Regions from separate parts of the Homo sapiens genome. Here regions 1, 2, 4, 5, 6 and 7 are each linked to region 3. Evidence: chromatin contacts called from ENCODE Hi-C or POLR2A ChIA-PET data. All regions are on one chromosome and are shown on one strand. The core of a region is the stretch at or near the end of the contact, and the rest is flanking DNA. Distances in the headings are between cores, read along the strand shown. Region 1 holds the start of SLC49A4 (solute carrier family 49 member 4). Region 2 holds the start of LINC02021 (long intergenic non-protein coding RNA 2021). Region 3 holds the start of ZXDC (ZXD family zinc finger C). Region 4 holds the start of FAM162A (family with sequence similarity 162 member A). Region 5 holds the start of TMCC1 (transmembrane and coiled-coil domain family 1). Region 6 holds the start of ATP2C1 (ATPase secretory pathway Ca2+ transporting 1). Region 7 holds the start of ASTE1 (asteroid structure-specific endonuclease 1).

Region 1 (3,278 bases), core at 1-2,500, 3.7 Mb before region 3:
CGCCGGCTCTCACGTGGAGGTCACGTGACGGATGCTGGGCGGGACCACGCAGCTTTGTTTTGATACCCCGGGTGTGGAAATACAAACACGTGGTCTGAGTTGTGGCGCTTTTTACCTAACCCGGACCTTAGCGTTCTTTATTGTAGTCTTAGCTTCGTTTCTGTTTCTCCTTTTCTAGTCAGATCCTTCCTTTCCACCTCGGCTTTTCTCCACCCTAAAGGATTGGAGTTTTAGGGGAAGGTTTGCCGCTTAGTGGGGCTCCGGCGGTGGGATGGGTCTCTGCCGTGAGCTTTCGCGAGCCGCTCTTGGCAGCCTGGAATGCGAGGCTAGCTCACGCTTCTCTTACACCTCTCTTGCCCTTCTGGTGGTAACCTGACTCCTTCTGATTTTAGTGGCTGCCGGGAAATACGAACCTCGGGCAAAGAATCCTGTGATTGCGTTCCCTGTGACTCATTTCCCGATCCAGACAAGCCAAATTGCTTGACTTTAGGTTTTCAAGGACACTAATCCACAGCTGTCAGGCTTCTGAATTTGTATACCAAAATAAACAAACAGCTGTGTGAAGAGATCAACAACCACCTTTCTTCTCGTTTACCCTGTGGTCAAATCATAATCACTGGAGATGGATCTTTGGGGCAAAAATCTTCCAACTTTACTGGACATACCTTTATTGCTCGCCTATTGGCAGGCGAAATGGGTAAAGTTTACATATATATGAATGAAATTGGCTAGTTTGGAATCTCCTCTTTGGATATGTAAGACAAAAAAGTAACAAAAATAGGTAGTACTTATTGCACGTAAGAAATGATTTTTATGAGATAATCCCCTGGGACCAACTACGCTTAAACTTTATCCTTCGCCTATAATTTCTGAAGTTACTAACTCAACAAAAATGAGAATAAGCCCAAAATAGAAGCAAGCATCAGGTTAACTGACGTCACTTAACAGGTCACTGAGTTGTTTATTAGGCACAAGATTTAACTTGGACACTTCCTCCAAACACCCCAGGGTTCCTTGCCCAACCTCCTCGAATACAGCCTCTCTGGGAGTTTCCCTCTCCCCGACTCAGCCGCGCTGGTCCCTGCCTTTTCAGCGCTACCTGCCCTCCGTCTGGGACCTGGCTCCTTTCCTCTCGCCGGTGTTTCCTCGCCACCCGCGGAGGGGAGGGCGGACCCCAGCCTCCTTGCCGCCTGCCCCGCCTCCCCGCCTCCCCGCCGGCCCGGCTCGGGCCGCGCAGGCGCACCAGGCGCGGTCCGGAGGCCGAGGGCGACCACAGCAGCCTCCGCCTCCTGCTGCTCAGGACTATTCTGCGCTGGGCTAGTCGGCGGTGACCCGGACTGCGCCCGGCAGTGGCTTCGCGGGCGACGCGTCGCCATGGGCTCTCGCTGGAGCAGCGAAGAGGAGAGGCAGCCGCTGCTGGGGCCCGGGCTCGGGCCTGGGCTGGGGGCCTCCTGGAGAAGCCGGGAGGCGGCGGCGGCGGCGCTGCCCGCGGCGGTCCCGGGTCCCGGGCGGGTATACGGGCGCCGCTGGCTGGTGCTGCTGCTCTTCTCGCTGCTGGCGTTCGTTCAGGGCCTGGTCTGGAACACCTGGGGTCCCATCCAGAACTCGGCGCGCCAGGCCTACGGCTTCTCCAGCTGGGACATCGCGCTGCTCGTGCTGTGGGGGCCCATCGGCTTCCTGCCCTGCTTCGCGTTCATGTGGCTCCTGGACAAGAGAGGTGAGGGGTCGCGGAGCGCCAGCCCGCGCTGTCTCTCCTCCGGGAGCAGGCGCCTGCCCGCGCTCCAGGCCTGCCAGCCGCCTCCCTTGGCCCCGGCATAGGGGTTGTGTGAGGTGATAGAGTGTTGCTAGCATTCCATTTCTGACTTAGGAACCCTCCGTCCCCAAAGCGACAAATATGGAAAGGCAACCTTGCAAATATTTATGTTTTTTATCAAGGCCCTTTATGCAACACCAGGGATTTAAGCGATCTCTAAACGTTCAAGTTTTTACACATTGTGAACATCAGAGCATCCCCGTGCACGTGCGGTGTATGTGTTTTACACCTGACAAAAATGACTGATGCTTTGACTTCAAAGGGATATGGGGATGTTGAGGATGAAAGGTCGGAAAATAGATTGACGGTGCCCATATGTAAGGAAATAATGAGTTCGTTTTGTGTAATAGATGACTCCAGCCCAGGAAGAGCTATTGGGAAACTCAGATCTGACACTTTGGTTTCTGGAAGGTGGTGCTCGGCAGCTTTAAAATGTGTGTATGTGACTAGATGGCTTTCTCAGTTGAGATTTGTGACTTTCAATTAAAGCTTGCAGATGAGTGAAGATGCTTGCTTAGAATGGTACCCTGGACATCTCACTTTACCACTTGCCAGTGTGATTCTCTGAGAAGAAAAAGCCATAGGGCTGAGAATCAAGGCATACTTACCACATAAGTATGGATAAATGATTAGTAGTGACAGTCTACCCTCAAGAGGCTGTTGTGCAAGATTTTATATTTATTAATTGAATAATGCCTGGGAGCTACTTTGTACAGTTTCTGTTCAACCTTTTATAAGTTTTGTTGCAATGAGTTCTTTAGTCAGATTTGGAAGGTTGTCTTAGTCCACTGGAGCTGCTATAACAAAATACCATAAACTGGGTAGTTCATAAACACAGAAATTTATTTCTCACAGTTCTGGAGGCTGGGAAGTCCAAGATGAAGGCTCAGGCAGAATCGGTGTCGGGTGAGGGCCTGCTTCCTACACAGTGGTCTCTTCACTATAACATAAGATGGAAGAAGGGGTTAGGGAATCCCTCTGAGGTCTGTTTTATACGGGCAGTAATCCTATTCACATGGGTTCCACCCTCATAACCTAATCACCTTCCAAAGGCTGCACCTTCTTATTCCATCATTTTGAGGGTTAAGATTTCAAAATGTGAATTTGAGGCCTGGCGCAGTGGCTCAAGTAATCCCAGCACGTTGGGAGGCTGGGGTGGGAGGATTGCTTGAGCTCAGGAGGTCGAAGCTGGAGTGAGCTGTGATGGCACCACTGCACTCTGCCCTGGTCAACAGGGCAAGACTCGTCTCAGAAAAATTAATACATAAACAAAATATGAATTTGAGGGGAACACATTCAGACCTCAGCAAAAGTCAAGTGTAGGTAGGTATAGAATTGCAATTGTCTGGCATGTAGTTAGCACTCAAAATTAGTTGGTTATTAAGAGAATAGAATAGCAGGGTGATGTTAGTAGTTATACTTCCTTCTCTCCTCCTTCACTGGAATTCCTTCATTGGAATCCATG
Region 2 (2,965 bases), core at 378-2,877, 3.6 Mb after region 3:
GTTTATTCTCTAGCTCTCCCATGCAAGCAGAGCCTCATCTATCATGGGTACTGCTGATCCATGGTGCTTGGCTCACGGAAGGCATTTATTAAACATTTTGAGACTGAATAAAAACACTAGCTAACACCGACATGCATTTGCCATGAGCCAGGCACTGATCCACAGGCTTTTGTACTCAACGCTGACAACAACCCTAAGAGGTAGGTATCATTATATCAACCATTTTATTAATAAGAAAACAACAGCACAGAGAGATGCAGTCACTTGCCCAAGGTCACACAGGGCCAGGGGTTGGGCCAGGATTTGAAGCAGGCAGGCTGTCTCCTGGGTCTGAACTCTCAACTACTACACCCTAATCAAACAATCCCTCTGGTCAAATGTGAGTGATAATAATAGTACCCACCTCGTGGGTGTTGATGGTGAGCCCAAGTTAGCATTCAGCGTGGGCATGTGAACAATTATAGTCAATACTGAATGGAGACCTATGATGCTTTTATGAAGGTTTCTATTTTGGGTTAAAAATGCACAAATTTCTCCTGACCAGAAATGATCTCTGAGTGCTAAATATTTCATGTCAATGGAATAACGCAAATGATTAAGCAACACCCCATAAAATGGGGCAGACCCAGGGAGGAATATATATCCAAACTGACTCATCCCAGTGAGCTCACCGCACATGAATTACAAATGGAGCAGGGTGCATTAAGCCCCTCTGCTGGCAGAAGGGAGGCTGCTGCCTGCCATGCGCCTGTGCTGAGAATGGCAGGTCCCCAGGGAGAGGAGAGGCCACCCCCTTCTCTGTCTCTTCCATCACAGGAGTGAAAGCCTCAGCGCATGAGCTGATTCTGTGCAGTGCTCGACATACAGATGAGAACACTGAGGCCCGAGGGACAGCCTTTGACCTGGTCACCGTGCTCAGGAGGAGGTGGTTACCCGCGGGCCTGAGGGTGCTGACTTTTTAGAATGGGCGAGGGCAGCTGTGTCCCAGTGACCAGAACGATTACTGCCTTTAAAAAGTCATGAAAATGATCGTGAACTGTACCCCACACCGAGCGCGCGTCTGCCCCCCAAGACTGTGGAGACGCCCCCAGCTTCCGCCGCCAGCTCGCGGGGCAGGAGGGGTGAGAGCGACTCTGGCCAGGCCCCAGGGACGGGGACCGGGTCTCGTGGCCCTGACCGGGGAGAGCCCAGGAACTCACGTGGCAGGAGCGCCGGGGGTTTCAGCAGGGAGACCCATCCCGTCTGCCCCTGGACTTCCGCAAGCCCCGCAGGCCTCTCCGCTCGCCCCGCCGCCCACCTGCCAGGGGAAGGAGCGCAGTGTGCGCGCCGCTAGGAAGCGGCGCTCGAAACTCTGCAGCAAGAGTTTGGTACCCGCGTTCTCCTCAGGCGCCATGACGTGGGCGGGGCCGCAGCGTTGCCAGGAGACCGGGCGGAAGCCGGGCCTGGACTGAAAAGGGGGCGGGCCCAGGGTAGTGCGCGGAGGCAGAGAGGTGGCGGGGCCTAGGGGTAGGGTCAGGAGGAGCGTCCTGGGGGCGGGCGCTAGGGCGGGGCCAAGATGAGCTTAGGAGGGTGGGGCCTGGGGTGGGGCCAGGATGAGCGTCATGAGAGCGAGGCCTGGGGTAGGGCCAGAATTAACGTCGTTGGGGCAGGTCCTGGGTAGATTCCAGGTTGGCGGGTCCTGGGGCGGGGCCAGGATAGGGCGATCCTGGAAGCTGGGCTTCGGAAGCGTCCAGGTTGGTGGCGTCCTGGAGGCGGTGCCTTGCGTGAGGGCAGGATAAGAGTCCTGGAGGCGGGCATTAGGGCGGGGATAAACGCCATTGGGTTCAGGAGGCGGGACTCGGAGCAGAGCCCAGGAGACAGGTCCTAGGGCGGGGCTAAGGCCAGACCCAGAGAAGGGCTCAGGAGGCGGGGCCGGGGCGGGGCGTTGACTATGTCTTAGCACATGGCCAGGCGGTGCGCGGACTCTGGGAGGCGGAGCTTAGGACGGGCCCACGTGGGGAGGGGCCCAGGGTCCGGGAGGCGGGGCGGAGTCCAGGCTGCGGGCTGCGCTCAGGAGGCGGGCCCTGGGAGGCGGAGCTTAGGGAGGGGCCGGTGTCGGGAGGGACCCAGGGACTGGGAGGCCGGTCGGGGCTGGGCTCAGGGGCCCAGACCTAGCTGGGCTTGGGGCGGGGCCGAGACGGAGCGAGGGGTCCAGGGTGTGGGAAACGGGGAGGGGTTTGAGGAGGGGATCGGAATGTGGCTCAAGTTCGGGAGGCGTTACCTGCGGAGGGTTTGAGGCAGGTCCAGGAGCGAGCCCACGGTCTGCCGACGCGGGGCCAGGGGCGGGCCCCAGGATCCGGAGCTTCGGGCGGGGCCGAGTCCGGGTTTGGGGCCCGGGAGGCGGGGCCAGTTAGAGCGAGGGTCCCTGGGATCGTCAGGTCAGGCCTTGGGCTAACGTAGGCACTCGCAGTTCCTCCGCCTTCAGGAAGGTCTTTTTAGCAGGGGCCTTACGGGTGCGCGCTTCGGTCCTGGAGGCCTTATCCTAGCCTCCTCTCTCCATCAGCGCCACCCGTCTGGGGCCCAAAAGGAGGGAGCTTTACCTCTGTCCCCCAGCCTTTGGAGTGTCACCAAACAAGCCATTCGTTCACCAAATACTTATTAAGTGCCTGACAACGGAGATGTAACGGTGAGAAAAACTCGGTGTTGTCCAGGCCCTCCAGGGGCTCAGGGGCTCGTGGAAGAAGTGGACATTGAAGTATTTATCACACAAATGAGTGTAAAAGTACAATAGCATATCTGCCACGAAGGTGAGCAGACAGAGCTAGCGGGGCTTGCAGGAGGAGTTTTGATCTTGCGGGGACAGGAAGGAGGAGTTAGCTCCTGCGGGGTGGGATTGGGGGTTGTGGTGATATAGACGTGGGGACAGAGTGGAAAACAACAAAAATATAATTATTTTAGTTCAAAGTTATTGTGTCTTGAGTTGAAA
Region 3 (2,923 bases), core at 27-2,526:
CAAATGACGAGACTGAGGAAAATAAAGACCTGACACATAGCTCCGTGCCACTCTGTGAAGATGCGTGCCGCTTTCATCAAGCACAAGCAGGTTAAGGATATCTGTTGCCGCCACCTTTGGGAAGCGCAGCTGTGGTGATCTGCGCTACCTGCCATCGGAATCCCTGCGGCAGGGCAGGGCCAAGATCTCAAATCGAATGACATGGAAGGAGCTAGAATACAAATCCCGAAGAGCCTGCGTCCCCGGCTTGCTAAGGTCTGGCAGGCCCCTCTGTGGGGCGGACGTGGCACCCCAGACCTGCCTGCAACACCGCGCAGCCCGCCCGCCCCCGAGAGCGCGGTTACCGGGAAAGTCACACTTGTAAGGGCGCTCGGGCTCGAAGTGGCTGCGCTGGTGGGAGCTGAGCTTGGCGTGCGTGGGGAAGCGCTCGGCGCACACCTCGCACTTGAACAGGCTCTCCTGCTCGTGGCCCTTCATGTGCGCCTTGAGGTTATAGACCGTAGTGAACTTCTTGCCACAGCCGCCCACTGGACAGCCGAAGGGCCGCAGCTTGTCGTGCGACTGCAGGTGCCGCTTGAGCTTGTAGGACGTTGTGAAGGCCCAACCACAGCCCTCCAGTGGGCACTTGAAGGGCCGCCGGCCCTGACCGCCGCCGTGCGTGAGCAGGTGCACCTTGAGCTGGTGCTTCTTGGCGAAGGCCAGCGCGCACTGCGGCTCGGGGCAGCGGTAGCCGGGCGTGCTGGGGCCGGAGGCCTGGGGCGCGCGGCGGGGAGCGGCGGCGCCCGCGGTTGCGGGGCCGGGCGGCGCAGACAGCGCGAGGACGCCGCGGTCGAGACGCACCAGCAGGTCCTGGCTGCTGATGGTGACGGCGCCCGCCGGGGCTACGCCAGGGCCGGGGGGGGCGGCCGGGCCGCTGGGGCCCTGCTCGGGGCGGCTCGCCAGGTTGACACGGGAGCCAGGCTCGGCCTCCTGTGATCCGGCAGCCTCGGCGGCAGCGCCGCCGTGCGGCACTTCCAGCAGCACCAAGAAAGAGTCGCCGTCGCTGTCGTCCTCGGCGGGCGGCGGGCTTGGCCCGGAGGCCTCCCCGGGCCGCGCCCCGGGCCCGCCATCTTCAGGGCCCCGCACCAGTAGCAGGCGGCGGCGCGCGGGGCTCGCGCCGAGCGGCGCTGGGGCTCGGCGGAGCGGGCCGGGGCCGCCGCCATGTTGCCCTCCGCGCGCAGTCGGGGCGGGGAGCAGCGCCGGGAGGTCCATCTTGGTCCCAGCGACGGCGTCGGAGCAGCTTCGGACGCAGAGCTGCCCGCGCCCCGCCCAGGTGTGCGTGCGCCGCCCCGGGACGCGATCCGCGCCAAGCCCCGGCGTAGAGTCCGGCTCGGAACCGCGCGTGCGCGGACGCCGCCGGGCGATGCGCGAGGCCTGCTGGGCTGACGTGACGTGAGGCTGGGCTGCGGGGCGCCGGAGGCGGAGGCGGGGGCGGGGCGCCGGGACCGACTAGGGCGGGGCGCGGGGTCGGGGGGCGGGGCGCGGGGTCGGGGGGCGGGGCGCGGGGTCGGGGGGCGGGGCGCGGGGTCGGGGGGCGGGGCGCGGGGTCGGGGGGCGGGGCGCGGGGTCGGGGGGCGGAGCGCCGGCACCTACGAGGGCGAGCGGCGGGGCACGGGACCGACAGGGGACGGGGTGAGGCTCCCAACGCTGAGCGATTCCTTCTCGTTCCCGCTGGCGTGGAAGACGAGGCTTGTCTTGACTTCGAATCGTATTAATATTTCAGACACTTAACAGGCAACCTCTCGTAGGCATTGACTGCGTCCCAGGGGCTGTACCTGTCCGAGCTGATTAAGCGTGCGCGGTCACCCAGGGGTGAGGAAACAGGGACGGCGAGCTCGAGTCACTCGGCAGCCGGCAGATCCAGGATTCGAACCTGTCCAACAGGCCGGACGCCTACCCCCAGCTCACTTAAGTGCAAGCTCGCCTGCCGCCGCTGGCGCACAGACCTCGTTTGCTTTGGCCCAGGTCCTTGCTCGGCACACGGGGCCTCCCTGATACGCAGGACCCCTGCCTGTATTTCCAACTGTATTTCCTACTAAACTTGGCACAACCTCACTCTGCAACAGCTTAATTACTTACTGTTTCCGGTCCTCACCCTCCCCCACCTCACCGTACACCTCCGCATTCAATCTGGACTCCTCCACTTCAACTTCACCACCACTCAGATCCAAACCCGCACTTTATTCCTGGGTACCTGAAAAATAACTACTAGCTGGTCATCGGTCTCCCTCCGCTCCACTCGCTCCCATCCACGGGGCACCGTTTTATGATCTAAAAATTGCACATCAAATTATGCTCACCTCCACCTTGCTCCCGAAGGCGCCTATGGCCTTGCTAGTCTACCCTCCCCTACCTGTTTGCCCTCACTTCCCGCCACTCTCCCGCTGCCCCCCCCACCCCTCCCCCGCACCCCACCTCTTTTTCCCAGTTCATCCAGCAAGCCAAGCTGGTTCCAGCCTCAGAGACTTGGCGCAGCTGATCTCTGATTCCTCTGGGAGGACTCTGCGCCCCTTCTGATCCAAAGCACATGCTTACCCAGTCCCGTATTCCCACCTCTGTCTGATCTGTTTGCTCTTAGAGCTCTCATCACCCGTTGTTTTGTTGAGTTCCTTCCCTGCTCCTTCACTGTCTCTCCCTCTCTGGAATGTAGGCTCCTGGAGCCCAGGAACTGTGTCCTATTCACTGTGTGTGCCCAGGAAGACTCTTGGTGCATATTTGTTAAATACATGAATGCTTTATTATTAAGAGTATTTTTTTAAGTAACACAAATTATAATATTAAAAAGAATAGGATACATCTATTATATATATCAGTTTATGCCGAAAACATATTGTTCCTAGACCATTCAGTAGAGGAAAGAATAGTCATTTCAATAATGGCGGCA
Region 4 (3,352 bases), core at 34-2,533, 4.1 Mb before region 3:
GCATCCCGAGCTTTACCACAGCAGATTACCCAGAGCTTCCCAGACAAGGCCGGAGAGCCGCGGAGAGAACTATGACCCCCCTCCTCCCTCCTCCTACAGAGCAGCCTCGCTCCCTAAGGCCAAACCCGCGCCCCCCATGACCTCCAATGGCTCGAGAAAAGAGCTTTGAATTGCCCGCTTTTTCCAAAGCTGGTTCATACTCCCTCGCAAAGCAGGGAATAGGGTCTGGGGACAAAAGGAGGCACATGCCTGCCACATGAGGAAAACCCCATCACCTGGAACTCGGCGAACTCCTCACAGTTCACACCGCCACTGGGCGCCGCCATATTGGACAAACACGAGGACCCCGCTGCAGGCCAATCACCGCGGAGCAAAGGTGACCGCGGAGTCGCCTGACAAAAAATATAGTACGAGGGGAATCCTTAGGAAAGCTGAGTGCAAGGCTTGAGTTCAACGTGGTCCGCATCCACCTCGGAACCTGTCACCCTGCTGTCCCAACCCTTTTAACATGTCCTCCTGGAACTGGGCCAGATACATGGATCAAAGATTGTCAGACCTTGAAGGGACTGTTTACTCCAATCCCATCTTTTCACAAAAGGGAAACAATTTCCTTGTGGTTCCCCTACCAGGTCGTTGAAGGAAATCTAGGCAAGTGAGGCCTTTCTAATACCTCTCACTCCAGTGCCTAACCTCCTCCCCGGACCCTGGAGCAGGGGGGTCTTTGTTAAGAATTTGGGACCACTAAGAAACGTCAAGAAAAAACGGCATTTCTGGCAGTGTGGGTGGGTATGAGTAAAGTGTTTAGGATGGAGATGATCAAATGTTTTTAGAAAATAGGTAAATAGAAAACAAATTGAAAACATACATGTTAATTTCTCAGATTAGCCTGAGGGATGCTCCAACAAGAGATAGGGCCACTGAGCAGAGTCCAATTATGTGTTTTCTGATAAAAGCATATGTTCATTGAAAACACTGGAAGAGCGGCATACTGGAATACTGGTTTATCTGGTGTATTTCGGGAGTTTACAGATCACGAAAGTTGCACATTTCCTTTCTATTTCACACAGGTACTCCCATGGGTACATATCCGCTAGGGCAAGGGCCCACGGCGCCACACTCCACAGGACCATCTCCGAGGCTGGCTCAGGATGCGGCGCCAGGGGCACTAGGCTGGCGCCGCGGGTCTCCAGCGCGTGGCGCACGTCCTACACGCCCCGCACTGGCGCAGGCCTGTACACCGCGTCGCGCACGCCCCGCCCCCCGGCGCCGCCTGCGTCCTTCCCACTCCAACGCTGGGTGACATTGAGCTCACCAGCGCCACCGTCCCCGGCGAAGTTCTGCGCTGGTCGGCGGAGTAGCAAGTGGCCATGGGGAGCCTCAGCGGTCTGCGCCTGGCAGCAGGTGAGACGCCGGTCGGGATATGGGAGGTAGGGGAGCTGGCCCGGCCGCTGCGGGTGGGGGAATCCTGAAGCCTTCCTGGGCCCCGGAGTGGCTCCATTCCATGACGCACTTTCTCGGTTCCTCAGAATCCTACCTACTTAGTAGCCATGTGGGAGGGAACTAGGTGAGCAGCTGCTGATAGGCATTGGAGACTGCCCGTGAATTACCCTCATCTCCATCCACCCAGCTCCCACCAACTTAACTGCCCACGCGCCTACCCTTCTCCCCACCCCCGTCCTCAGCCTCCCCTGAGCTCAGTCTGTAAAGCACCTACTATCCCTAGACCTCCCCTTTACCCATGCATTCAGCTTTCCACCCTAACCTCCCCTATCTATTGCTCTCCTTGAGTCTTCCCTCTTCCCCCTGCTCCTTCCTCTCTGGAGTTTATCCCAGAAAACCTCCAGTCTGAAGTTTCCCCACTCATTAAATGTCTGATTAGGCCAAGGATTTAGGTCTTAGAGATTAATAATAATTGTTTTCTTAAAATGGAGGATACATTACTTTTAAACACTTATACAATTAATTGATTCGAATTTCTTGGAGGAAGTGTGTAATTGAAGGATCTGCAGTTTGTTTTGGTGGTAGACATTTGTGTGATGACTATTTTGGACTTAGGTAATGAAAGCTTAATTCTTTTTTTTTGGGAGAACCAGCAGAGCCTTGGCATAGTAGGGGTTGAGAAATCAGAGGGCTTGCATTTTGACTCTTTTCTGGGTACCAGAGATCTTTTGTTCAATGGCACACACTACATTATTAAAAAGTTGTTAATTAAATTTTTAAAGGAAAAATAGCCCCAAACTTGGCTATTCAAATAATATAAATATATATTGTAATGTAAATGAAGTAATGCAAAAAAAAAGAGTGAATGTTGCATAGTTTCACAAGTTTGATACATAACCTTCCCCACCTCAAGATTATCCTTTACACAGCTTATCTAGTGTTCCGGTAGAGAATGGACTGGAAAACATGTCTCAAACTAGAGAGTATTATTATATTTACTTCCTTTAAAAGCAAACACTTCTTCCACTAAAATCCTCAATACTATGATTTCATTGATTTTGTCAGTTTTGTTGAACTAATTCACCTAAAATATCTTCTGTACATCCTATTAACATTATGAAGCTTTTCAACAAGGCAAGTGAAAGGATCATTGCTCTGTAAAAAAGTTAAAATGGACTGCATGAAAAGAACTTTGACATCTTGGAACTACTTTGACATCTTTGAACTAATACTGAGTATATTGTAAGTAGTTCATCTTCTTGCTTTGAGAATATATTTATGCATCTTGCATAAATATATTTTTGCATCTCTGCAAACTTCTGATGTGTAAAAACTTCACTATTGACCACTTAACCAAAGCAGAATTCCTTGAGTGATTTAAGAACAATTTATTTTACTTCAGATATAAAATTTTTAATAGCACACTAAGGATGTTATATGAGCAGCTCTCTCCATATGATCTTCCACGAATGTCTGATGCTTTGTGAGCAACTCCGCAACAACCTACTACCTTTCACCCACTTCATAGCTAAATACTTTCATATACATTATTTTGTTGGATGGATTTCTCATAGCAGCCCTCTCAGGTAAGTCTTATTCCTCCCACACTTTATAAATGAAGAAACATAGGTCAGAGATGACTTGTCCAGGATCTCTTTGCCAAAAAATGTTAGAGCCAGGAGAGGGTACCCTTTAATTCTGGAATTTTTGTGCTTTTTGCTGTTGTTCAAGCTGTTCATTCAGGGGCTGTGCGTGTGTGAATTTGTCATGACTAATTGGATCTCATTAATCTGAAATGGAAGAGTCATGAAATGCAGATTTAGTTCTGAAATGAAAGTACACCTTCATGTGCAAATGGCTTTTCAAGAAAGAAGACTGCTTTAATAAGCAGCCTTAGCCAAAGGAATGAAAG
Region 5 (3,012 bases), core at 454-2,953, 3.4 Mb after region 3:
AAGGTGTCCCAACACTGTCAGCGGTCTGTGCTTCTGTTTATCTTAAGATGCAAATGCTCTGAGAAATCTCATTCTTATACACAGTACACAGCACCTACACCATACCAAATCTTAATCAATGCTCATAATTATAACAGTTCTACATCACATGCTAATGAATTTTTAACGTCTAAAATTTTCCTATGCTGCTGATCAGCAATCTATAAGCAGCTCAAAACTCTTCAGAAATTAAAAGGTTACCACCCACAGACCAGAAGCAGCTTTTTAATCTTTCTACACTAGCCAGAGAGTGGGTGATTGCAAAAAAATACAAGCCAACTCTGTTGGTAGAGGACAGGGTTATTAAGTTAAAATCCCATCTATAAGCATCGTTTTGTCACATGACACTAGTAAAACTACCACCTACTCACAATTTGAGTTTCAATCTCCTAATATACAGAGAAAAAAATGTATCTACCTCCTGGAACAAATCAAAGTTTTGTTTTATTTTAAAGCAGCTATCTGATATTTATGCCCTGGATTTTTTTTTTTTAAGAACAGAATAAGCTAATTTAGGAATTCACACCTTTCGTAGAGATGCTTATGGTACAGGTACCTCTGACGGCTAGGCTCTACCAACACTAACGTGTAACGTGTCACAAAAGCCAACGGGCGTTGCGGGGGCCGGGGGTAGCCAACAGCTCAAGTGGGCTGCTTCACTCCGTGGCAGATTCACCTGGGGATTCCTCACCAAGAATGTTGTTAAGGGACGAACCAAACCAACCACAAATGATACCCCTTTACCGAGGCTGAAAAAGCAGAGATTCGCAAGCTATAAACGAATCTCTGGCCCTTTAGGGAAGGTGCAACTCGCTGCACCTCTTTCCCCTATCCTACAGGGGTTAACAGGGGGCATCCTGAGGCCGAGACCAAGCCCAGCCAGCTCCTCCTCACATCCCACCTCCCACTACATATTCTCCCCAGTACGCCGGGCTCCCTCCTCCCCTCGAAAGACAGTTCAAAATCAAAACAATAGGTGCAAAACTGGTTTCAGGTGGAAATGGCTGAGTCCTGGTGGCTAACTTCTGGGACGCCATGGCGATCGAGGGCTCCTAAAACCCCAGATTCCGACGGGAACCGGCTCCTAAACAGTCCCTCGGGCCTCGGCCCGACTTCTCACACGCCCCTCCCTCACCTCGGCCCTGGGATGCTGGGAAGGGAACGAGGCGAGGGGCTGGAGGGGAACCCCAGGTCAAAATGACAGCGGAATGAGCCGGGAAAGGAAAGAGGCCCCGTGGGATGCTGGGGGTCGAGTCCTAGGCCCGGGGCTTCAACCTCGAACGGGGGCGACGGCAGGTCCCAGCCCCGACAGGCCGCGAGCGGGAGGCCAGGCCCGCGTCCGCTGCGCCGCCAGGCCACGCTCCCTCACGACTGTCCCCACCCACCGCGGAGGGCCGTGAGGGGGCCGCGACCGCCGCCAGCGTCCGGGGCGGGGGCGCTCACTCACCGGCGGGGAGGGGAGGAGCAGCCGGCGTCTCCGCCAGCGCCGTCGCTCGAGCTCAAGCGCCTGCTCCTTCCACTGCGGCCGCCGCACCCGGTCCATCCCCCACAACCACCCCCCCCTCCCGACCCTCCCCCCGCGCCGCCTCAGCCGCCGCCGCCTCAGTCACCGCCACCGCCGCCGCCGCCTCAGCCCCGGCGCGGGAGGGCGAACCGGCGCGAGAGAGCGAGCGCGCGCGCGCCCCCGCCACAGCCGCCACCGCCCACAACCTCCGCCCCCGGCCGGCGGCGCACGCGCAAGGGAGCGGGCGGACGGGCGCGCGCACGCCGCAGGGGCGGGGATGGGCCCTGGAAGGCGTGGCCCCTCCCCTAGCCCGCCTTCCCACGCGGTCTCTGGGCTGGTTGAGCTGCGCCGCTGCAGGTAGTGCTGAGTTGCTCCAGGTAAGCTCCTCCTCTCAAAAAGCTCTAGGAACCGAGCCACCCTCGCCCTAGGAGCAACGCCCCTGAGTAATATGGGGTTTCGTCGGATTTCTGCCCGCCGCTCTGGATCACACGTTTGTTCTCCCTATTTGAGTCGCAAGGCCTTCCTTCATTCCACCTAGCAGGCTGCTTGGAAAAGGGCAGAGACTCATTACTTTGCACCAGGTATTACCACTGAAGGGATTGTAAGCAGCCACCAGCCCATCCCTTTATAATTCCCATTTTCCTAATTTATTTTATTTTTATTACTTATGTAATGAGGCTTCTTCCGTGTTCAAGGAGCTGGGAGTACCATATGGGGTCAACGGAGTCCCTGGTCTCATGAAGTTTGAGATCTGGTGGAGAAGGAAAACATTCATGGGAGAATCAGACAAAATTAAGTTTTCAATTAGTAAAAATCTTCTGAGAGGTATATGGTACTAAGAGAATCTTTATGGGGGAATTGATTTAGTTGAGGATGAAGAGGGTAGAATCTGAGGAATTGAGTTGGGAGGAGTTAGTTGCTCCAAGGGGTGAGGTCTTGGCATGGCCAGAATGGGGAGCGCTAAAGAATATTGAATGTGGAGTAGACTGCGAGTGTGGGAAGAGGTAGGCGAGAACAGGTGAGGATTGGGGACCTATTTATTTATTTATTTATTGAGACAGAGTCTCACTCTGTCACCCAGGTCACCCAGGCTGGAGTGCAATGGCTCGATCTCAGCTCACTGCAACCTCCGCCTCCTGGGTTCAAGCGATTCTCCTGTCTCAGCCTCCGGAGTAGCTGGACTACCAGCGCACGCCAGCGCACCTGGCTAATTTTTGTATTTTTAGTAGAGATGGGGTTTCGCCATCTTGGCCAGGCTGGTCTGGAACTCCTGACCTTGTGATCTGCCCGCCTCGGCCTCCCAAAGTGCTGGGATTGCAGGCATGAGCCACCACACCCGGCCGGATTTGGGACTTTAATCTGAGTGCTTGGTAGAAGCTATTCAGGTTTTTTTCAGCAGGGTTGCAGGGGAAATAACTTGATCATTATGTCTGTTTTTTGTTTTTGAGAGGCAGACTGGAGTGCAGTGG
Region 6 (3,259 bases), core at 540-3,039, 4.4 Mb after region 3:
CTTTTGTTTTTAATATAATGCTGTTTCAAGGTCGAATATGTACAGTAATAACTGTTACAAATTGATTACGAGAGATCACAATCATTGTACAAATCACAGGCTATGTCATTGTGTAGACAAAAATCACTGACCATGCATGCCAGAGGTGGATCATAAATAGTAACTCCTAAGACTAGAAATCTACTTGATATTTTTATGGGTTCATCTTTAAAAGTGACCTCGCTGAATAAAAGTTCAATATTTCTTAAAAGAAAGGTAAATCTAAAAACCGTCCAGAATTTTCGATCCTAGTCTAGTACCACTTACTTGGGAACAAATATAGAAGCACAGGCAACCCCGTCCGTTAATTTGGCTCCGTCATTGTGCAGACAAAAATCACTGACCATGCATGCCAGAGGTGGATCATAGTTAACTCGTTAAGACTAGAAATCTACTTGATAGTGATTTTTATGGGTTCATCTTTAAAAGTGACCTCGCTGAATAAAAGTTCAATATTTCTTAAAAGAAAGGTAAATCTAGAAAGCTGTCCAGAATTTTCAATCCTAGTCTAGTACCACTTACTTGGGAACAAATATAGAAACACAGGCAACCCCGTCCGTTAATTCTGATGTTGAACGTGTGGTTAGAGAGCACACTGCGATATGTTACAGGACCTGAGATAAAAAGCAAATTTGTAAAGTGTCTAAGTGTTGATGGAGAAAAACACATCTAGCATATACGGAAATTTTCTTTTGAGTTCTCTGTAGGATGATCACCAACTCAGTAGGTGAAGCCCTGCCCTCTAGTGGTTATGGGTGTGAGAGGACTTCTGTTCAACATTATATGTCTGGCTCACCACGGTTTATTAAAACCAATCGTTCATTAAAAAGCACTTATTAGGGGTCTGGGTAAGATGCCGAGCAAGTGAAATGTTTACGTGTGAAAAGGCATTGACACTGGACAAAGGTACAGCTGCTAAAAGAAGTGCTCGTTCATTGGCTTCGACAGCTGTACGACTGGTTTCTAATTGCTGTTCCAGCCTCTCCCCAGTTCCATATACCACAAACGAATGAAAAAGATTAGCTCTCCCTGGAGCTCTCTGAGGCTGAACCTTGCTCTCTCATTACACATGGTAACTAAGCACACCCCTTAAAGAATTTTGGGAAGTCGCCCCGCGATTACCGGCTCCCCCAAGAACCAAGCAGTCAGTGCAGGGTTTTGCAAGTGAGAGTGCGAGACTCGGGAGGCTGCTCACGGTGCTCCAGTCCCTGGCAGGAGCATGGACACCTCGCCCCTTCCTTCCGTGGGCCTCAACGTTGCCTGCTGAGATTGTGACTGCCACCCCGACGGGAGCAGCTTCCCCTACAGACTTTGTAGAGAGCGCTTAAACGCCTCGGGGACAGCGGCCATGACTCTCAGCTTGGGCCGACCCCGCGGCCGCCCCACGGGAATGCGTGGCCGACACGGGGCGTGGGCGAATCTCCGACCCTCGCGTTCAGGGGGTGCATATAAACGGGCGGACACCGTCCCTGGGGTAAGGGAGGCGCCAGCAAGAACAAGGCGGGCCACCAACCCCGAGCGACCTCCTACCGGACGGATCCAAACCCAAACATTGTCCATTCCGGGCCGAAGTCTCGGCCTTCACTTCACTTCCGCCTTCCCAGCCCGTGAACACGAATGCGCCTGCGCGCACCTCTCTCAGCGGAAGTAATAGTGACAAAGCTGGGTTCGCGGCTGGCCCAGGAGTGCGGGGCGCGACTGGGCGGCCGGCGGCGGGGAGGGGCGGAGCGCAGGAGTCGGAGGCGGGAGCAGACCAGCACGGCCTCGCGGAGCCGGCCCGGCGGACCGTGACGGGTCCCCTCACCTCCTCTTCTCTCCCCTCCCCGCCCGCCCTCTCTCCCTCCCTTCCTCCCTCCCGCTCGCTTCTTCTCACGCCGGGAGCAGGCTCCCGCCTCGCACCGCTGCCCCGCGAGCAGCTCCTCTTCTCCCGAGGCGCGCGGGGCGCCCCCGCGAGCCCCGCGGCTGAGACCCCGCAGCCTGGAGGAGGGCTGTCCGGGGCTTTGGGTGGGTACCAGTATTACCTCCTGCCCCCATTTCTAGAAACTTCCAGGTTCTGAAGGAAGGGGAGGTTCGGGTATCCCCTGGATGGGGGGGCATCTCTAGGGCGCCGCCCCGCTGGCGTGAGCTGGGGACGTTGCGGGCACACGACGGGGCGGGTGCGGGATCTTGGGGAGGGGGGCTCCCGAGATAGTGGCTGGGCGGGGAACTCCTTCCTCAGCCTCTCGTCAGCGCCGCTTCTCCTGGTTTCTCTTGCAGATGCTGCTGCTAGGGGTGGTGGGAGCAGCCGTGGGACGCGTGGCCGGGAGCGGGGGTGACAGCCTGGGATTCCGGGGGCTTCTCTTCCTTGTCCTCCTCCTCTCCTCTCTATTCCCAGTGTGGCCGTGGCTGACACTAAAGACTTTGTAGCCATCAACCCGAGTGCAGTTTCGATGGAAAATGAAGGTAAAGGCCCCTGGCCGACCGGTTGCAACGCGGAGTTGAGGGTGTGGTGGTTTGCTTTTAAGTTGTCTTTGTTTTTCCACCTTTTTATTTTCGTGAGCTTATTTATTTACTGTGTATGTGAAGTGTCCAAGGATTTGCTTACTTAGGGTATCCAGCTTTTATTTTGGTAACATGGGGCATTTGAGAGATTGAGGTTCTGTGGGTGACTGAGCTTGATTCAGCTTTCTTGAGGAATTCCTGCTCTCTTCAGCTTAGGGAATGAGAGGGAAGTTTTCATTTCAGATAGCGTCTGTGCATGTTTAAATAGCTATTTGAAAGGAATTACTCGAGGGGAAGTGGAAATGGGGGACAAGGGGATGGGGCTGCATCTCTGTATATTGGCGTTTCAAGCCTCGATGTGGTGTGTGGCAGGATTCATTTATAAGAAAGCAAGCCATGTTTTATTATGTCTAGCATTGGGGAAAAAACTCATTATTTTTCAATTCACAAAAAAAACCCAGTGAATTTAATGAAATGTTATGAGATGAGTGCTTTTCTTAAAGTTCCACCCTATTTCAAAACATCATTTAGGAGGCTGACAGCGGAACCTGTTTGTTCACTGTACACTTTGGACACATTAGATCGTCATTCACATGTTACATGATCCCTTTGGCCTCGTTAAAATATTTAATGCTTTTCCTACACAGCACTGATTATTTTTAAAATTGTTGAACAACTGTGAATAAGTGATTTTTTTTCCCCCTCCTGAAACAACACTTATTCTTTGGACTGACTTCTG
Region 7 (3,299 bases), core at 585-3,084, 4.6 Mb after region 3:
GGGAATGGGCCATCTGGATCTTCTCTCTAGCTCTATCCTTTAAAGTTGTAAGCTTTTTATCTGAAATGTCACATCCTCCATCTAATACAACATATGGGCATATATTACAAGCAAACAGTGATTCAAAGAATTTTTGTACAACATCTGCAAAAGAATCATAGTCCCCTCCATACCGGAGATCCAAGTTTGAACTGAAGCAAAGACGGTGGAAAAGAGCATAACCATCAATGACAATTTTTGTGTCCCGCAACTTCAAATCAGTGAAGAACTCATTACTATGATCTTCCACAAAACTCATTAGTCCTCGGATACCCATGATGACAGTCTAAAGAATTAATCGCCTGTTTAAAACAACAGAAAACATTTTCAATTGATGCTAGTTATGGGGCACCAAGTCATTGCTTCCAGCACCATTAAATCAATAGCAAATGTTATGAAGTGCTCTTTAGATAGAACATAGATATCAACATCATAAATTCTTACCTAGATCCTCAAGCAATGTTAGCTGTGCTTTTTCATTCTCCTTTGCTTTCTGATACAAGGCACAAATTCAATGGTTTCATGGGTTGTAATCTTTGGATGGTGACAGAGGCTGCTGCTAATTCTAAAGAAAAATCAGTTGAAGTCCATTACTGACACACCAGTATAGAAGTTCTGTGAACTTTGATTCTTAAGTGGTAATAGTCAACATCTTACAGCACAGAGTATTTGTTTTGTGGGGTCAAAGTAAAAAGTCCTAAGCTAAAAAAAAGATATCATATTCATCTCATAATCACAAAGCATTTGGGCTTCAGTAAAGTAAGGTGTGTAGGACCTATGATAAGGATCAAGTTTTTCTTTTGTATTGACAATCAGTCACGGAACTTCTTTCAGGCTTTGGATTTGTGGGCCCTTCTTAATTGGCATAGTTTTTGGTATAAGGAAAACTGCTTCATGCCTCTAGGAACCCCTCTATCCAGTTACACCCCTAACCACGAGCTCTTTTCATCATCTTATTTTGCATATCTGGCCCAGCTACGCTTCCTCACCTGGCTAACTTAACTCGCAGGATCAGAATTGATGGTTTTTCTTTTGACACCTCGGGCTTCAATATGGCACAGCACGGTACTGTTACTATTACTTAAAATCGTGACATTTTGTCAGTCATGGATTTTTTTTGCTATAATTTTGATTTTTAGAGATTGCATTAAAACTTACCTTGATTACTGAATTTTATTGGCATCCATTTACATTTTACACTTATCTCACCCTAGTTCCAGCCCTGTCAGTATCTCAGAACCTTATCCTGTATAGTACTTATTTCTTTGCAAGATAGTTTTGTAAAGCGTCCATAAGCAGAGACTGTGTCAAGGCGTCCTACGCAAATTACAGGACCTTGCACAGACAGTTGCATAGAGCTGCATAGGGGAAAGGCGGGCAAAAGGTCTGACCTAAGTCTTCAAACACAGGCCTTCATACACCGTGCCACCTCGGCCCTCACAACCCGCCGCCCGGACCTGCAGCAGAGCCCACCTACTCTGTCCTCCCAGAGGAGTAGCTCCTCCATCAGAAGCCCGCTAGAGCCCAGCGAGGACTGGCTCCTGCACGTGAGAGTCCAATCTCAAGAGCGGGAATCGGAAGTCTCCCGGTGTGACGTCTCTGGGAAGTACAGTTCCGTGATGCCGGTGGCGCCAGACTGAGCCAAGGAGCAGGTGTTCTCGGGCCCAGAGGCGCTAAGTAGCTAAAGAGGGCTGGGACGTACGTTCCGAAATGGCTGCTGTCAGGCTAGGAAAGCTTGGCCCGCCGGTCCTCCTCTGCTTTCTCCGCCTACTTGGGTCGGCGAACACTTCCGCCTTGGTGCCGCCTCGCCCCGACTTCCCAGTATGCCCCGCGCCGTCTCCCTGGCCACGGTTCCAAACAGCCGTGGCCCGCGGTGTCTGGCGCTCGGTGGGTGTGGTTGCCCCTAGTTTGAGGCCTGCCCGATTACCCGCAAGACTTGGGCAGCCCCGGGCGCCGCTCCGACCACGACAGGGAAAGGTAAAGCGAACTGTCCTCCTTGGGGCTAGCCAGGCTCCCCTGCGAGGGGGAAGGTAATGGTTTCAAGCTGCCCGGGCTGGGTTCCGAATCTCTAGGACGCCATGGCTGCGATCTCCTCGCTTTCCTGGACATCTTACCTCCGGATGTACTCCAGTCTCAGTGCCCCTCAATAAACGTTAACCTGCTTTGCCAAAATGTAAATGTTTAAAAAGGTGAAGAAGCAAGGAATTGTTCGTTTTACCTTAAGGTTAAGATTTACTTTAAAGGTAGATTTGTGCTGTAGCAGAAACTGGTGACAAATTGCCTTCCTCTTATTACCTGGGAAGATAACTACTGGTTTTCAACTTGTGATAAATACTCCTTCCGTTGTCTTTTGCCCCCAGCCAGATCTGTTTCACCGAGAACGGGTAGTTTGCACAAGGTAGTAACTTTCTCCAAGTTCCCATCTAGCTTTCTTAACTAACCTTTTTTCTCTCCTTTGGGCGGCAGTTGATCTGCTGGACACTTACTTGCCTTAACAAGGTTTGTTAAACACCTAGTATATGCCAGGAGGTATGCCAGGGATTGGGGATGCAGAAATAAAGAAGATGTGTTCGCAGTGCCCAAGTTCACTCAAACCTCGAGGGGGAGCGTGTTGTCAAGTGAACAGATAGTTCTAGAATCTAGACAATGCGACACATTCTTGGGTAGGTTTATGGTTGCGCAGAGGAGACTAATGGAATGGATGACCTAAAAGTGGACTGGGATGGGGGTGGCAGGGCTGAGTCTGTGAGGGTGGGCGGGAGGGAACCTAGTCCCAGAGTCTTCTGCAGCCTGGACCAGACTACTTAAGCACTGCTGGGTTTAGACTGTCCTTTAAAATAAGAGCCGCTAGAAGTGAACTTCTCATTCTGTCCGTCCCTAATTCTGTCCTTCTCTAAAAGGAACCTTAATCTCATCTTTAAAATAAGGAGAATTACTGAGTGACCTGAAGGACCCTTTTCAGCTGGAAAGTCTGTAAGTCCATATATTTATTTGAACAGCTTAGTATGGCCAGACGGCATCACTTTTATGACAGTGAAGGGGAAGTAAAAACAAAAGGTATATTTAGAGGCCTGCTCTGTAGTTGTTTTTCCAGCAGATTTTACTAACGTGTCTTTGGAAGGGAAAAGAAAAAGCTGGTAACTAATCTCACTGGTATTAGGTACAACTTAACTGATTCATACATTTTAAGAAGGAAAATGTTGTAAATGGGCATTTACTTATGTTCTGTTTTGAGGATTTTTGTGGTTAATTGCCCTAGT

Evidence for each region. Hi-C counts contacts between places; a loop is a spot of excess contacts on that map. ChIA-PET counts read pairs that join two places held with the same protein, here RNA polymerase II (POLR2A). Pooled maps may share reads with other maps.
Region 1: a map of naive thymus-derived CD4-positive, alpha-beta T cell shows a loop between it and region 3 (23-fold over the local background). The contact joins the promoter of SLC49A4 here to the promoter of ZXDC in region 3. A Hi-C loop is called at or near these places in 2 of 168 maps with a recorded cell type or tissue (CD4-positive, alpha-beta memory T cell and naive thymus-derived CD4-positive, alpha-beta T cell), 1 of 37 single-sample maps with no recorded cell type and 9 of 50 pooled maps. POLR2A ChIA-PET finds 5 or more read pairs at or near these places in 1 of 52 experiments (RWPE1).
Region 2: a map of CD8-positive, alpha-beta T cell shows a loop between it and region 3 (14-fold over the local background). The contact joins the promoter of LINC02021 here to the promoter of ZXDC in region 3. A Hi-C loop is called at or near these places in 2 of 168 maps with a recorded cell type or tissue (both CD8-positive, alpha-beta T cell), 1 of 37 single-sample maps with no recorded cell type and 11 of 50 pooled maps. POLR2A ChIA-PET finds 5 or more read pairs at or near these places in 1 of 52 experiments (T-cell).
Region 4: a loop to region 3 is called in a map of CD4-positive, alpha-beta memory T cell, with 12 times the contacts of the local background. The contact joins the promoter of FAM162A here to the promoter of ZXDC in region 3. A Hi-C loop is called at or near these places in 1 of 168 maps with a recorded cell type or tissue (CD4-positive, alpha-beta memory T cell) and 8 of 50 pooled maps.
Region 5: a loop to region 3 is called in a map of B cell, with 10 times the contacts of the local background. The contact joins the promoter of TMCC1 here to the promoter of ZXDC in region 3. A Hi-C loop is called at or near these places in 5 of 168 maps with a recorded cell type or tissue (B cell, CD4-positive, alpha-beta memory T cell, CD8-positive, alpha-beta T cell and 1 more), 2 of 37 single-sample maps with no recorded cell type and 11 of 50 pooled maps.
Region 6: a loop to region 3 is called in a map of CD4-positive, alpha-beta T cell, with 6 times the contacts of the local background. The contact joins the promoter of ATP2C1 here to the promoter of ZXDC in region 3. A Hi-C loop is called at or near these places in 2 of 168 maps with a recorded cell type or tissue (CD4-positive, alpha-beta T cell and CD8-positive, alpha-beta T cell) and 4 of 50 pooled maps.
Region 7: a map of B cell shows a loop between it and region 3 (11-fold over the local background). The contact joins the promoter of ASTE1 here to the promoter of ZXDC in region 3. A Hi-C loop is called at or near these places in 4 of 168 maps with a recorded cell type or tissue (B cell, CD4-positive, alpha-beta T cell, CD8-positive, alpha-beta T cell and 1 more) and 7 of 50 pooled maps.

What each region holds. Positions count from the first base shown.
Region 1 is chr3:122,793,819-122,797,096 of GRCh38, forward strand. It overlaps SLC49A4 (solute carrier family 49 member 4), which reads left to right and starts at 1,251. Exons shown (of 9, transcript NM_032839.3): 1 at 1,251-1,717. The coding sequence starts at 1,375. It overlaps HSPBAP1 (HSPB1 associated protein 1), which reads right to left and starts at 13. Exons shown (of 8, transcript NM_024610.6): 1 at 1-13. RefSeq lists a silencer at 1,088-1,577.
Region 2 is chr3:130,110,080-130,113,044 of GRCh38, forward strand. It overlaps LINC02021 (long intergenic non-protein coding RNA 2021), which reads left to right and starts at 1,628. Exons shown (of 3, transcript NR_146653.1): 1 at 1,628-1,733; 2 at 2,543-2,665. It also overlaps the pseudogene FAM86HP. RefSeq lists enhancers at 699-888, 989-1,038 and silencers at 2,039-2,088, 2,159-2,328.
Region 3 is chr3:126,474,615-126,477,537 of GRCh38, forward strand. It overlaps ZXDC (ZXD family zinc finger C), which reads right to left and starts at 1,277. Exons shown (of 10, transcript NM_025112.5): 1 at 345-1,277. The coding sequence starts at 1,251. RefSeq lists an enhancer at 1-149 and silencers at 707-966, 1,037-1,546.
Region 4 is chr3:122,382,899-122,386,250 of GRCh38, forward strand. It overlaps FAM162A (family with sequence similarity 162 member A), which reads left to right and starts at 1,284. Exons shown (of 5, transcript NM_014367.4): 1 at 1,284-1,401. The coding sequence starts at 1,368. It overlaps MIX23 (mitochondrial matrix import factor 23), which reads right to left and starts at 333. Exons shown (of 5, transcript NM_001017928.4): 1 at 276-333. The coding sequence starts at 326. RefSeq lists enhancers at 1,095-1,595, 1,419-1,468 and a silencer at 1,179-1,328.
Region 5 is chr3:129,892,008-129,895,019 of GRCh38, forward strand. TMCC1 (transmembrane and coiled-coil domain family 1) reads right to left here and starts at 1,704. Exons shown (of 7, transcript NM_001017395.5): 1 at 1,487-1,704. TMCC1-DT (TMCC1 divergent transcript) reads left to right here and starts at 1,864. Exons shown (of 3, transcript NR_037893.1): 1 at 1,864-1,920. RefSeq lists enhancers at 286-1,078, 1,079-1,870 and a silencer at 1,232-1,961.
Region 6 is chr3:130,892,295-130,895,553 of GRCh38, forward strand. ATP2C1 (ATPase secretory pathway Ca2+ transporting 1) reads left to right here and starts at 1,790. Exons shown (of 28, transcript NM_001378687.1): 1 at 1,790-2,043; 2 at 2,296-2,481. The coding sequence starts at 2,476. It overlaps LOC107986023 (a long non-coding RNA gene), which reads right to left and starts at 1,627. Exons shown (of 3, transcript XR_001740492.2): 1 at 562-1,627. RefSeq lists an enhancer at 1,345-1,564 and a silencer at 1,655-2,044.
Region 7 is chr3:131,024,991-131,028,289 of GRCh38, forward strand. It overlaps ASTE1 (asteroid structure-specific endonuclease 1), which reads right to left and starts at 1,835. Exons shown (of 6, transcript NM_014065.4): 1 at 1,517-1,835; 2 at 484-604; 3 at 1-341. The coding sequence starts at 316. It overlaps NEK11 (NIMA related kinase 11), which reads left to right and starts at 1,887. Exons shown (of 18, transcript NM_024800.5): 1 at 1,887-2,016; 2 at 2,940-3,012. RefSeq lists enhancers at 1,487-1,726, 1,867-1,926, 2,007-2,196.